Linked DNA regions of Homo sapiens: region 1 is linked to region 2. Evidence: chromatin contacts called from ENCODE Hi-C data. All regions are on one chromosome and are shown on one strand. Each heading gives the region's core, a stretch centred on a gene start or an enhancer-like site at or near the end of the contact. The rest is flanking DNA. Distances are from core to core; before and after follow the strand shown.

The links. A loop is a pair of places that touch in the nucleus more often than their neighbours do. Pooled maps may share reads with other maps.
Region 1: a loop to region 2 is called in a map of sigmoid colon, with 2.1 times the contacts of the local background. The contact joins two enhancer-like sites. A Hi-C loop is called at or near these places in 3 of 168 maps with a recorded cell type or tissue (ascending aorta, ovary and sigmoid colon) and 7 of 50 pooled maps.

The regions. Positions count from the first base shown.
Region 1 is chr14:99,190,617-99,194,021 of GRCh38, reverse strand. All of the region lies in intron 3 of BCL11B (BCL11 transcription factor B), which reads left to right. Among named protein-coding and RNA genes, the nearest start is that of BCL11B, 80 kb to the left of the region's middle. RefSeq lists an enhancer at 1,531-2,092. Within about 2 kb of position 1,826, at least 15 of the 41 ENCODE cell types and tissues checked have a DNase peak (open chromatin) inside an H3K27ac peak, as active enhancers do; they include sigmoid colon, where a contact is called at or near this core.
Region 2 is chr14:99,034,314-99,037,550 of GRCh38, reverse strand. The region is part of intron 1 of LOC107984696 (a long non-coding RNA gene); the gene reads left to right. Among named protein-coding and RNA genes, the nearest start is that of BCL11B, 240 kb to the left of the region's middle. Within about 2 kb of position 1,455, at least 19 of the 41 ENCODE cell types and tissues checked have a DNase peak (open chromatin) inside an H3K27ac peak, as active enhancers do; they include sigmoid colon, where a contact is called at or near this core.

The sequences.
Region 1 (3,405 bases), core at 577-3,076, 160 kb before region 2:
ACCCCCAGTACCCCCATTCATATTGACAAGCATTGGGGCCAATAAAATGGCCGGATCTCATTGGCTGGAGCACTGCTTTGGGATGGCTGCAGAGAAGGGGGAGAAATAAAATCCTTCAGATTGGTCAGCCTGCTTTTCAAACAGGAGTCTACAAACGCATTTTAGATTTGGGGTTTTAAAAAGACAGATCCCTTCTGAAATTTGGCCAGAAATGATTTGAAACAAAATGATCACAGACTTGATGAAAAAGAGGTGCTATCAAACCCTCTTCATGGTCTGGACCAGAACTTCTGTTGGCAGTGGGGTTCGTTAGTGTGTGTGTTTGGCTGTTGGTTTCTCTATTTAGTTGCATGTATTCTTATTATCTTAGATTTGGCTTTAATCATTTATTTCATTTTTTTAGAAGGGAAACTTTTTTTTCTTTCTCCAGAAAAAAGAGGTAAGAGGATTGGGAGGAGGGTCTCTCCTCTGCAGCCGGAATCCGAGTTCTCCGGCATGTTGTACCAAGTTGATGGCTATTATTCCCCCAGAAAATAATGTCCCCTTTTTTTTTTAAACTTCCTTTTAACATTCTGCCCTTGGCATCTGTTCTAGGCATTGTGGACGAACGTAGACTGTGTTCTGACAATGGGTTAAAGCAAGCACTTATTGAAAAGCATTCTCTACTTAATTACATTTCCTTCTTCTGGAAGCTATTTTAATTTTTTTTATAATCACATGTTAATTGTGTATTAGCGGGGCCTTTCTGATTAGTTGAAAACATAATGAAACCTTTGTAAACAACATAGGGAGAAAGAAAGAGGAGTGTGCGAACAGACAGTGGTGATGAGCCAGTTGTAAGAGGCCGAAATCACTACGTTTCTTGATGCCAGGGAGGGGCTGAAATTGTACCTGGAAGGCCCCTTTTGAATGACGACTACTTGGTGGCAGTGGCTGACCACGGTGGCTGATCAGTGACAGAGAGGGGTTTGGGGATTTGTTCATGAGCGGTCCCATCTCATCTTAGCCCCTCTTAGCCCCATCCTGCTGTCTTGCACTCACTTATTCACTCATTCATTCATTCACTTATTCACTTATTCACTAATTTACTCATTCATTCATTCACTCTTTTATCCATTCATTCACTCATTCATTCATTCATTCATTCATTCACTCATTTACATTTTGATCATTAAATAGCATTCTCTATTGAGCACTGACCAGAGGCAGGACTCTTCCATGCACGCTCTGGAATCTTTCCACATCCTCAATACAGGTGTCACTCGCATTTATGGATAAGGAACTTGGAGCTCAGAGTTGAGCTCACTCATTCATGTTCAGCCAAGGCTAGGAAGCAGGAGAATCAGATCTTTCTGGCCCACAGCCCCAGCCCCAGTGTGGTTCCCAAGTTGCCATGTCCCTTCCCATCCAAACTTCAGCCGGTCTGGTACACCTGGTACCTGGCAGGACAGCAGGAGGGTAGAGGAGGCAGCGGGGCTGGGCCTGGGTGTGTGTGGCGAGGACGAGGTGAAAGGTAGCGCGCTGTGGTCTCCAGAACGTGCCGGCATTGTTTTATTTTCTGCCTTCTAACGAGAGCCACGTTTCTTGATTGAAAGCACCAGCCCCAGTTTACAGTCCCTATTGTGGCGAGCGGGGCCCCGAAAGCCCTGCTCTGTTCCCCATTTAAAGGGCTGGGCTTACAGGGGTTTTGCAGTTCCCAGGCTGTTATTAGGGAAGCGTGGCTGGGGCGCTTAAAATGAAAGTGCTACTGTATGCGAGAGCCAGGTTCACCGTGTGCGCTCCAAGGAAACGCTGCCAAGACAGTATTATGAACAGCCGCCAAGCAAAACACACGCATTCCGTCCAGTGGAGCCAGCACTGCTGCAAATAGAGGAAAAATTGACTTTCTGATTTGGAGTGTTTCTACAACTAAGAAGAATCACTCCAGTGATTGTTCTAAAAATATTCCGGAGCTAGCACGTTCTTGAAGGCCTCGGGATTCTGAGCGTCCCTTAATTGTACTTTTTATGTAATCTCTCTGGATCGTGTTTTTTAAAAAAATCACTTAAGCTTGCGTGGTCATCCTCCTCCCCCCGTCACCCCACATAAGTGTTGATGCTGCGTGAAAGAGTGGCATACGCAGCAGAAATTGTATTTTTATCTCTTTGACTTCAGGAAGTATATATTTGTTTTTCATCTCCTGCAGCCGCTGTTGCAGGGCTCACAGCTGAGCCACCAAATCTAGGGCAGCCCCTGACATCCCTGCCTTAGTGGCCAAGCCCAGCTCTGGAGGGAAGTCACTCGGAGCATTTTTTTTTTTTTGGTGGAGGGCTGCGGGCAGGGGGGTGCTGACAAATGCAGTCCCCCTGCCCCCTCTGCCATTTCAGGCTGCCTTCCCCCTTCACGAGGCTCGGAGCTCCCTAGGAGCCCCAGATTCTCAGCTCCAGGCAACTCTGGAATTCAAATGATTTCTACAATGATGAAATTGACTGGGATTCCACAGTTTCTTTATTGCCAGAGAAGTAGATGGTGTGGGCCCCTCCTCTTCTCTCTGTCTTTTCAATTCTCTCCACCTCTTTCTCCCTTTCCCACTCTCTTCCTGACTCCCCACTTTCTCTTTCAGTCTATTTTTTTTTTTTTAGATTTAGGTGCGGTCCCCACAAGGAAGCCAGTGTTTAAGTTGACGGGTGTGGCCCAGGGCTGCCCACTTTTGGGACAGTTGCTATGTGGACTGGCTCATCCTTTGTTGGGGAGATGTCCTGTGCATCGTAGATGTGCAGTGGCATCCCTGGCCTCTCCCCACTAGATGCCAGTAGCACCCCAAAGCCCAAGCCCCTTCAGTCTTGACAATCACAAATATCTCCAAATATTGCCGCAGGTTTCCTGGAGGGGCAAAACAACCCTCAGTTGAGAACCACTGTCCTAGGCTGTTTTTTTCTAACTGACAACAACCTGGAAAAGGCCTGGGGGAATATTAGTATCTATTTTGAGGTTCAAGAATAACCAATAATAAAAGAGTGGAATCAAAGGCCTTCCTTGAAAATTGGGACTGAATTCCCATTGTTAGATTTTACCCCCAAAGCATATTTTAAAAAGAAGTAACAGGATGACCCTAATTTGAGGGTGACCCCCCCCGTGTGGCCGAAGCGGGCGGTGGGAGTGGAGGTGGTGAGCTGTCTGTCACAGTCGCACCTGTAGGAGTTGGAATGGCCAGGTAGGTCAGACATCTGTACCTTCAAACAGTCGAGCAGTTTTTCTCTGAAATATTTGCCATGCCGAGCTTTAGAACAATTCTTCTTTCTAGAATTAGCTTACTGATAGCCTTATTGGTGAATGGATGCTTTTGAGAAATTTGCCAGTGGTTTTGGCAGTGTGTGTTGGAACTTTCTCAGTTTTACTGCCCTTCCTCCCTCCTTTCCTTCCTTC
Region 2 (3,237 bases), core at 206-2,705:
TCTCTCTCTCCCTGACATATCCCCACACTTCTGCTTTTCTCTGTGTTGGCTTCATTTGCTACAAGGAGTTCTCCTTTCGTCCTCCCAAACAGAAACTCTGTCCCCATTAAATAACACCTCCCCATTCCCCACTCCCCCAGCCCCTGGAAGTCTCCATTCTGGTTTCTGTCTATGATTTTGACCACTTTGGGTATCTTGTATAAATGGAGTCTTACAGTATTTATCCTTTTGTGTCTGGCTTATTTCACCTAGCATAGTGTTTTCAAGGTTCACCCACGTTGTAGAACACACCAGAATCTCCTTCCTTTTTAAGGCGGAACCATATTCCACTGTACATATACACCATGTCTTATTTACTCATTCATCTGTCCAGGGACTCTGGCGCTGCTTCCGCTGTCTTTGGGCCTTTCGGCTATTGTGAAAAGCGCGGCTGTGTGCACGGGTGTGCAAATATCTGTTGGAGATGCTGCCTCTCATTTTCTGGGTGTATACCCAGAAGCGGAAGTGCTGGGACCAATGATCATGCTATTTTTAGTTTTTTGAGGAACTGCCATTCTGTGGGAACAGTTTTTAAAAGCCCTTGGTTCCATCAGCAAGGGTTGATAAATCAGGGCAAAAAAAAAAGATGAAGGAAAAAAGAAGAGGCCCTACTTTTGGGGGCTGAGATGGCAGCGGTGACAGGGAAAAGGATGTATTTTGACTAGCAAGCCAAGCAAGCGTCATCCAGGTGCTGGGCAGGGTGGCGGAGGGAGGGGCCGGGAGGAGCGCAGAGCCTCGCGCCCGGATGCCCGGCCAGCTAGCAGCGCGGGCAGCGGCTTTATGTTGATGGCAAATTGTCACTTTGGCGGAATTCAGGAACGCTACTTATGTCATTAGGCGGCAATCTATAATTAACGCACTCAAGGCTGTGTGAAGGGTAGGATTCTTCCAGGGACAGCTAGAGCGATTCCACCTGCATCTTCTGGGAGCGGGGGTAAGTGGGGGTGTTCACTTCAGCCAGCAGCTGACACCTAATTAGTGGCAATTGTATTGTTCTGATGCCTCCTCCACCAGGAAGCCTCAGGACTCCCAGCTGGAAGGGAGGCTGTCTCAGAGGTGGAGACCAGCCAGAACAAAGAGCTGGAGAAGGAGGTCTGAGCCAGGAGAGCCTGGGAACCATGGGGAGTCCAGCTCATCTACAGAGTCATTTTTATTCCTGGCCATGGAGCCCTTGAATGCCAGGGTCAGGGATGGCTCAGTTCAGCCGGGCCCCAAAAGAGTGGACCAGACTTCTCCAGGGGTTAAGCAACTTTTAAAATGTCGACAGGGAGGGGAAAACATTGTGGAGCTTCCTGACCACGGGGCTGCCTGCAGCCCGGTTTCCCAAGCCATGGGCGGGCTTGGCGTCTGACTGTCCCCTCTGGAATGTCTGGGCTGCAGCCGGGGCTTGCTCTAAATGAGAAACAGGCGGGAGGGGCTTAGCGGGCCTGGCAGGTCGTGGCCAGCTCCTCGTGCGGTCTGGGCAGGGCTGCTTGGCACGGGCCGCCGAGGAGGACGCACTGGCTGTGCAGGCGGCCCTCCCACCAGCATGGAAGGCTTGGGGGGCCCTGGGCCAGCCTGTTCAGGCCAGCGCCTGCACGGAGGGAGGGCAGCCATCTCAGGGACTGCGGCAGAGCACCGCCCTGGAGGGCAGATGGAGCTGGTTCTGCTTCTGGCCCGGCCCCTTCTCCTTCTGCAACCTTGGGAACACGGTTCACAGAGCCTCCGTTTGCTCACATTGGAAATGGAAGCAACAACGCCTCCCAAGGTGGTGAGGTGACCGTGTCTCACGGAACAGAGGTGGTACGAGTGGGTGACACTTCATAGACAGCTGATACCTGCAAAGATCTAGGAGGCTGGCCCAATATCCTGGTTTTATAGCTGTGGGAACTGAGGTTCAGAGAAGTTTGGGACTTTACCCATGGTCACACAGCAAGATATAGGCAAAGAGATTCTTCTCTAATCCACGGATTCCCCAAATCAGCACTTTTTGCTAGAGCCCAGCCCACAAGAGTGTTTTCTGGCTCCCTCCCAGCCTGGCTCTGTCCTCTCTTCCTCTTCCCAGCCCAGGCTTGGTCATGGTAATCTACACTTGCCTAGAGCTTCCTGGTTTCCAGCGTGCTTCCCTGTACATTTTCTAATGCCAGGGGATGGAGAGTCTCAGAAGTCCCCAGGAGCTTCCAGATCAGCGTTGGCCCTGAAATCTGGGGTGGCTCAGATCAAACCCCCCTACCCACCGCTCTCCCACCTCCCAAGTGGTGAAATCTAGTTTCAGACTTTCTGCTAGCGGATGTCCGTTACACATTTTGCAAAAGGCCCAGGAAATGGCATTTCTCCTTCTCAGTAATCCTCCCCGTCAGCCCAGGCTGTGTTCTTAGTTCGCTTTACAGATGAAGAGCCCAAAGGGTTCAGTGACCCACCAAAGGTCCCCCAGGTGAAGTGGGGAAGCTGGGATTCAAGCCAGAGCTGCCTGTGGGTGGCGCTGCTGCCTCCGCACAATCAAGGCTGTGGAAGGTGGAGAAAACGCCTGCGGGCCTCCATGTCCGACCCCTCCCAGGGGAAGAGAGCATGAGGACTTGGGTTTAGGTTGCTTATCCGTGTGCGACCTTGGGGATGCGACTCAATCACTTTGAACCTGTTTCTCCATCAGAGGTTGGGGTAATGATACACAGAATACATAGATGTGAAGACAGGAAGGGGGCCGCGGAGGGCACCCCGTGTAAACCCTGAGACGTCTGGTGTCTGGGGAGGTGTGCATGGCCCTGGGCGGGCGGGGCTTCAGGAGGGGTCTCCCAGGCCAGATTCTAGGGGAGCTCGGAAGCTTAGGACAGAAGAGGATTTTATCCTCTTGGTGGCACGAGACTGAGGGTTTTAAGTGGGAGGTGACGTGATCTCTTGGTGCTTTGGAAAGATCAGCCTGTTAGCCAAGTTGGAGACGGTGGCCTGGAGGGTCAATATGGGCGCAGAAAGAGCAGGGAGGGGGAGGGGCAGAGGGAGGGAGGGAGGAGGAGGCAGCAAGGGGCGCCTTTGTCCTCCGCTTCCCCTCTTCCCTTCTCCCTCTCCCTTCCTTCTCTTCCTCCCTCCTTTTCCTCCCCCTCCCCTTTCTTTCCCCTTTCCTTAAAAGATAGAGTCCAGAGTGTCTAAGTCAGTACCCTATTGGAAGTTTGGGGTTCACTTCCATAAAAGAGATGGCGCTGGTTGTGACTAGGGAGGAGGCAT